2 separate regions of the Homo sapiens genome follow, and region 1 is linked to region 2. The links are chromatin contacts, found by Hi-C or POLR2A ChIA-PET in ENCODE. All regions are on one chromosome and are shown on one strand. The core of a region is the stretch at or near the end of the contact, and the rest is flanking DNA. Distances in the headings are between cores, read along the strand shown. Region 1 has its middle 52 kb from the start of TOB1-AS1. Region 2 holds the start of ANKRD40 (ankyrin repeat domain 40).

Region 1 (3,043 bases), core at 12-2,511, 210 kb before region 2:
TAGCTAGGTGCTCAATAAATGTTATTCTTCCCTGAAGGTGTCCTCGGAATTGGTGGCATACGCGAATTGCCTTGGGGGTTTGTTTAAACTGCTGACTCCTCTCCACCCCGGCCCAGCAGGTCTGCCTTTTTCACAACACCCAGGCCCAGGTGATTCTTAGGCAGCAGGACCCCAAAATAGCACCAAAGACGCCAAAAGGCTGTTGCCAGATGGGGGTCCTAAGCAGGTGTGTGGGTAACCCCCTGCCCACCGACTCTCACGCCTTAGGCCACCAGCCTGCAGCCCCTCCCTCCCACAAGCACCGTGGGCCCTGTTGTGAGCTGCCAGTTGCAGTGTGGGTTTTTGTCTGCCTTCCCCACCCCATGCCAACCCGCCCAGCAGGCCCCACTGCCTTGGCAACGCATTGCAAAGTCCACACAAAGGGAAACTGCGCTGGGGAGGCTGGTCCTGCCCGACGCCCGGGGAAGGGTTTCCATGGCAATGCTGACATCACCAGGCTCTGGCGGCTGCAGTCAGGCCCTGCATGAAGGCGCCTGGCTGTTCACACCACAACGACCTTGGAGGAGGGCGACCCAGGGCTCTGCACCGATGCCGGGGGGCGGAGAGGGCCTGCCCCTGGGTTCGAAACCCAGCCCTACCCCTGACTGGCCAGGTGACTTTGAGCAAGACACAGGGTCTGTCTGAGTCTAAGTCTCTTCACCTATAAAAGAGAACTAATGATCTTTACCTTGCAGTGAGGAGGAAATGAAATCATGGCTACTGTGCAGGGATGGGTAAACTGTAAAGGCTGGGGAGCACCCTGAGCCCCGTGACTGCTGGGCCCCTGGGTGTGGGATCCAGAAGGAGAGGCTGGGATTCGGGGAGGAGAAGGCACAGTTATCCAACAACCTCCCCTGCGCCTCCTCTCACTGGGGAGGAGGAGAGGTATTTGGGGAGATGTGTTATTTGGGGAAGAGAGTCATGGGATGGGGAGACATTGGGGCTGGATGGTGGCTTGGATTTTCCGGTCTCACACCCTCAGCTCAAGGATGAGGATTCAGAGGCCCAGGAAGCAGCTGTGACACAGGCCCAAGCTCATATCCCTGCATTAGGATGGAGCCAGGGTGCAGGGGGTATGGGCAAGGGTCCCCTGTGCCCCAAGGGTGGGCCCTCTGGGTGGAGCCATCTCTGTTCTCAGTGGCAGTAACACTGACTCCTCTGCAGGAAATAAACAGTCAGAAGCACAAGGCGGGAGAGGGTGGGACCTTCTGAGATCAGTGAAGCTGTAGGTTGGAGTCCACCCACGGTGTGCTGGGCAGGAGGAGAGCCGGGCAGCGGGGAGCTTGGAAAGGCCTCGAAGGCTTCCTCTCTGCTGCTGTCCCTAGGAGGCTCTCTGAAGGCTCTGCCTTTTCCCAGCTTTGGCTAGGGGCCCCCACCCCACCCCACCCCACATGGTGAGGGTCTCCCTAGGCCTTAGCCACATGGCTTGGGGCAATTCCAGGAGGAGGCCTCAGGTGTCCACAGAGCTTTCTGCCTAGCCAGCTCACCCCCACCACCAGCTTGTCCCCTCCTGTCTGTCCTCTGTCAGGATCTGGGACCTGCCGCAGGCTCTTTATCTCCAAGGGAATTGCTGGGGACTGTCCCCACTCAGTGTCCCAGCCAGGGTCTTACTGTGCCCTGGTGCCCCATTCTGCCAGACTTTGTCCAACTTCCACCCAGACGTCTGTGTCCCACCCTCCCTGGGCCCAAGTGACCCCTCTGGGCTCTTGGCTCCCTTTGCGGGAAGGTGGACCTCCCACCACAACAGCGGTCACTCGTCAGTCCAGAGGGAGGCTTCCATGAGGTTGAGACGGCCATTCTGACCTGAAGTTCCCCTCCCGCGGCAGGAAAGCTGCAGGCCGTCATTCTGCTTCCTCTCCCTGGGGAAGTCGCCCTCCTTCACCTCTGGGGCCAGGGAAGGGGCCCGCTGCCTGGGAGGGGAGGGCAAGTGCTGTCCTCAAAGCTGCAGTCAGGTCACGGGGAAGAGAGGAAGCCATGGGGCTGCCATGTTAGGCAGTGAGGGCTTGCTGGCACTTGCGCGCGCCCGCCTCTGAGTCCCTGGCACCTATGCCCCTCTTGGCCACAGCCTCACTTGTACTTACCCTGCTGAGGCCTCCGGCTCAGCTGGACTGTGACGTGCCATTGTTTGGCTTCGAACCGGTTCTGTAAGGGTGGCCCCAGTCCAGTGTCCTGGGGTGGCAGAGCCACCCATCGGGGTGCCCTGGAGAAGCCAGGCATCTGGAGCAGGAGGTCTGGAAGGCGGGGGGAGGAGGAATGTCCCTGCTGAGATAGAGGTCCAAGGACCCCCTCCAGAAGCCCACACTTTGTGCCCACACAAGGAGCACAAGGAGCCTCAGTGGCTTCTCGAAGCTGCCTGGCTCCATGAAAGGATGGTGGCTGGCCTTGGGCTCTGCGGGGATCAGCCACGTCCTTTCCCTTTGCCTCCAAGACAGAGGAATTGGGTTAAAGGTTGGAACCACCTGGGAGGACACTTCCCTACTCACCAGGTACTGGGCTTTCCAAGGCTGCATCCTCTGCCCCCTCCCCTCAGGGCTGTAGACCCCGGGTCCTAGGCCTAGCGTCCCTCCCTGAAAGTATTTGGGGACGAGCCCAGCTGGCTCGGCCACCTGCTCTGGCTGAATAATGGGCATGCTGGCCTAGGCCTTCAGACACCCTGGATGGGCGGTGGGGGACCCAATTCGTGACTCTGACTTGAGTGTGCTCAACCCAGCACTGATTTACATAACATGGTTTTGCATGAAAAACAAGCCAGCATGCAGTGTGGGGAGGGCCCCAGCTGTGGCCTGCTGTGGGCAGCTGTCCTTGGCCGGCCTCCCCTGTGGCCCTGGCTCCTGCCTTCCCCTGACCTCTGCAGATTCCTCAATAAAGAATCTCCCACCCCAGCGCAGCATTGAGTGGCCTCGATGGGTGAGCACAGGAGCCAACCACGATGGCGAGGATGCCAGACTCCCTCCTGGGGAAATCCTGGGGTCTTCCATTCCTCTGAGGCTGAAATCACAGCACA
Region 2 (3,380 bases), core at 568-3,067:
AGCTACTCAGGAGGCTGAGGCAGGAGAATCGCTTGAACCTGGGAGGTGGAGATTGTGGTGAGCCGAGATCGCGCTGTTGCACTCCAGCCTGGGCAATGAGAGCGAAACTCCTCCATCTCAAAAAAAAAAAAAAAAAAAAAAGAACTCATAGACTTTGGGGTGCAGTCACGAACAATTTTTTTTAACTGCATTAAAAACAAAAAACAACAACAACAAAAAAACAAAAACAGGCCAGGCGCGGTGGCTCATGCTTGTAATTCCAGCACTTTGGGAGGCTGAGGCTGGCAGATCACATGAGGTCAGGAGCTGGAGACCAGACTGGCCAACATGGTGAAACCCCATGTCTACTAAAAATACAAAAATTAGCCGAGCATGGTGGCACAGGCCTGTAATCCCAGCTGCTCGGGAGGCTGAGGCAGGAGAATTGCCTGAACCTGGACTTAGAGGTTGCAAGGAGCTCAGAGATCGCCCCACCGAACACCAGCCTGGGCAACAGAGTGAGACTCTGTCTCAAAAACAAGCAAACAAAAACAACAAGCCACTACCTACTCCCATGTCACTGAAATTGTGTTGAAGGACTCAAATCCAGTGCCATACACATCAGTTTCAGATAGAGTATCATGCTGGATGTGAGAATTAAAATTTAAATTGGGGGAACAAATGAAAATGTAAGCTCAAGCAGGGTTACAATTTGCCATGGGGGTCAATTTAAGTGTGTAGTCAGTTTATATTCAGCACCACCTGGTGTGCACTGTGTACTGTGTGAATTACTGTATCATACTAAACAAACAGACATTGGTTTTTCTTAAACTGTAGCAAGAAAAATGCTTGCTGTGCAGATCCCAGCAGCCCCAAGAGACGGAAATGAAAACTCCATGCCTAAATTTATCCCTTCCTATTTCATCTCTCCTTGTTCAGGCCTTCCTCCCTTCCTCCCCAGGGCTATTTCCTTAATCTTGACCCCATCTGTAAAGTTCCATCCTGTGCCACATCGGAGGATCTCTTCAGGGCACCTGGGCTCAACAAAACAATATTTCCTTTTTCTCCCACTGGGTATAAAACAGTGCCAACTGAGGCTCTGAGCCTCATTAGATAGATCGGGCAAGAAGTGAAGCAAAATGCTGTTTACATGTACACCACAGCTCTTCCCAGAGCACTTGGAATCAGGACCAGGACACCTCCAAAGCCTCTTTGGTGTTTTTCCTTTCTTTTCTCCTTATATGGCCTTCATGAAGAGTAACTAATTACAATCTGTAAGCAGTAATTACAGTTCATAAACTGTGAGCACAATATAAATATTTTTCCTGAAAGCCAGGTTAGAAGAAATCCTGTCTAAAATGAGATGTAAAACAACAACAATTGAAATAAATATTCTAACTGAATTGTCCCCAAGCACTGTCAAAAAGAAGAAGAGTCTAATCTATCTCTGTAATAATGGGCGTATTATAGTAGGATCGTTTTCAGCCCATTTCCCCATCCTGCTGGGCACGAATTGGCTCAGATAAGGAAAAGGAGCCAACCAAACTGGGGGAAAATAACAAAAAAACCCCAAATCCCAATAAAAAGAACCCACCAATTATTTTGGATGCCTGGTAAACAGCCTGCACCAGAGGATAAGGCTTTTCTGGCCCTCAGCTATGCTTTTTTCTCTTTTCATGTGTCTTGTCCTCCTCCCTTGAAACTGCGGGGTGGGGAAGTCTAAAAATAGTCAATGAATCATGGCATATAATATTGTGCAGTAGTTACATAAACAGCCAGCCCGGGCGCCGGAGCCCCGGGTCGGAACGGAAAATATCTGGGTCAGCGTTGTCACACTGAACAGGGTCCCCCGGAGCCGGCCTTCGGGAGGCGCGGCCCGGGAGGAGGCCTGGGCCTGCGGGCCGGGAGCAGCAGGGGCGGCCCGCGGGAGGGAGCGGAAGTCCCGGGGCGGGCGCGGGCAGCGGCGCGAGCAGGGCGGGCGAGTTCCGCGCTCCCTCCCCATGGCCGGGAGCGGGCCGCGGCGACGGCGGCGGCGCTGACAGGCCCCGGGCGGGGCGGGGCAGGCGGGCCTGGGCGGGGGCCTGGGGCTGTGGGAAGATGAACGCCCTCCTAGAGCAGAAGGAGCAGCAGGAGAGGCTGCGGGAGGCCGCGGCCTTAGGGGACATTCGGGAGGTGCAGAAACTGGTGGAGAGCGGGGTGGATGTGAACTCCCAAAATGAGGTCAACGGCTGGTAAGTGGGGAGCGGGGGAGGCCTAGGGTCAGGGCAGCCGGTCGGAAGGCGTGGGGCAGTCAGTCGCGACCTGGGCCCAGCGCGGGACGCCTGGCTACGGCGAGGCCTGCCACCTCGGGCCTCCGAGATTGTGCTCTCTTGAGGCCAGCCCTGGCCCCCATGCCTCGTGCGGTCGGGAGCGCGTCCTGCCCAAATCCCGGCCCACGTGGTCCACTCGGGGCAGCGCCCACTGGGACTCTGGTGCCCTACCCCCTTCCCCCGCGCTCCCGGCTCACTTGGTCAGAGCGGTGCTGGAGGCAGTGATTCTCAGCGACTATGCGTTGGAGCTCACCCCAATTCGAGTGTTGAGTTAATTTGCCGTAGGTGCTTCTGGAGAACGCATCTTGCAGAGCTAAAAGCATAAGCAACTGAGCAAATATGAATTTTATAAACTAGCACGATTTCCTTAGCCAAGACCAGGAAAAAAAAACACATTTGCATCACCATTCTGCTTCTCTGTTGTTTCACTGCAACCGATTTGCTGCTGCTGCCTGTAGTTGCCTGTTTGAGGGAAAACTCATTTGTTTATCCTATCGATTATTTTCTTTCTTTTTTTTTTTTTTTTTTTTTTTTTTTTTGAGACAGGGTCTTGCCCTGTCGCCCAGGGTGGAGTGCAGTGGCATAGTCTCGGCTCACTGCAACTTCTACCTCCCCGGCTCAGGTGATCCTCCTGCCACAGCCTCCCAAATAGCTGGGAATACAGGCACGCGCCCCCACACCCGGCTAATTTTTTTTTTTTTTTTTTTTGGTATTTTTGGTAGAGATGGGGCCAGGTTGGTCTCAAACTCCTGGCCTCAAGTGATCCACCCGCCTCAGCCTCCAAAAGTGCTGGGATTACAGATGTGAGCCTACCGTTCCTGGCCAGTTTTCTTATTACAATTTCAAATACAGAATGTCACCCAAGACTTTAGATGTCTGCCTGCAGATTGAATTCTTCCCAATTAAATAAGGAGTCTCATCTTAAGATGTTGCTGGTGGTCAAAACAGAAAGTTACTGAATGTGGCATTATTCCGCTCTCTGCATTTAAAATTTAAAATTTTGATTCAGGTAATGCTTAGCCAGACTATTTTGCTAGCTTAGAGTTAAAGTGAGTAGCACTTTGGGAGGCTGAGGTGGGCGGATCACGAGGT

What was found. A loop is a pair of places that touch in the nucleus more often than their neighbours do. ChIA-PET counts read pairs that join two places held with the same protein, here RNA polymerase II (POLR2A). Pooled maps may share reads with other maps.
Region 1: a loop to region 2 is called in a pooled map, with 4 times the contacts of the local background. The contact joins the enhancer-like site here to the promoter of ANKRD40 in region 2. A Hi-C loop is called at or near these places in 2 of 50 pooled maps. POLR2A ChIA-PET finds 5 or more read pairs at or near these places in 5 of 52 experiments (CD8-positive, alpha-beta memory T cell, Caco-2, GM12878 and 2 more).

Annotation. Positions count from the first base shown.
Region 1 is chr17:50,917,274-50,920,316 of GRCh38, reverse strand. No RefSeq gene overlaps it. Among named protein-coding and RNA genes, the nearest start is that of TOB1-AS1, 52 kb to the right of the region's middle. RefSeq lists enhancers at 2,235-2,404, 1,662-2,581 and a silencer at 3,028-3,043. Within about 2 kb of position 1,261, at least 26 of the 41 ENCODE cell types and tissues checked have a DNase peak (open chromatin) inside an H3K27ac peak, as active enhancers do.
Region 2 is chr17:50,706,351-50,709,730 of GRCh38, reverse strand. It overlaps ANKRD40 (ankyrin repeat domain 40), which reads left to right and starts at 1,817. Exons shown (of 5, transcript NM_052855.4): 1 at 1,817-2,210. The coding sequence starts at 2,077. RefSeq lists silencers at 1,872-2,081, 2,212-2,481.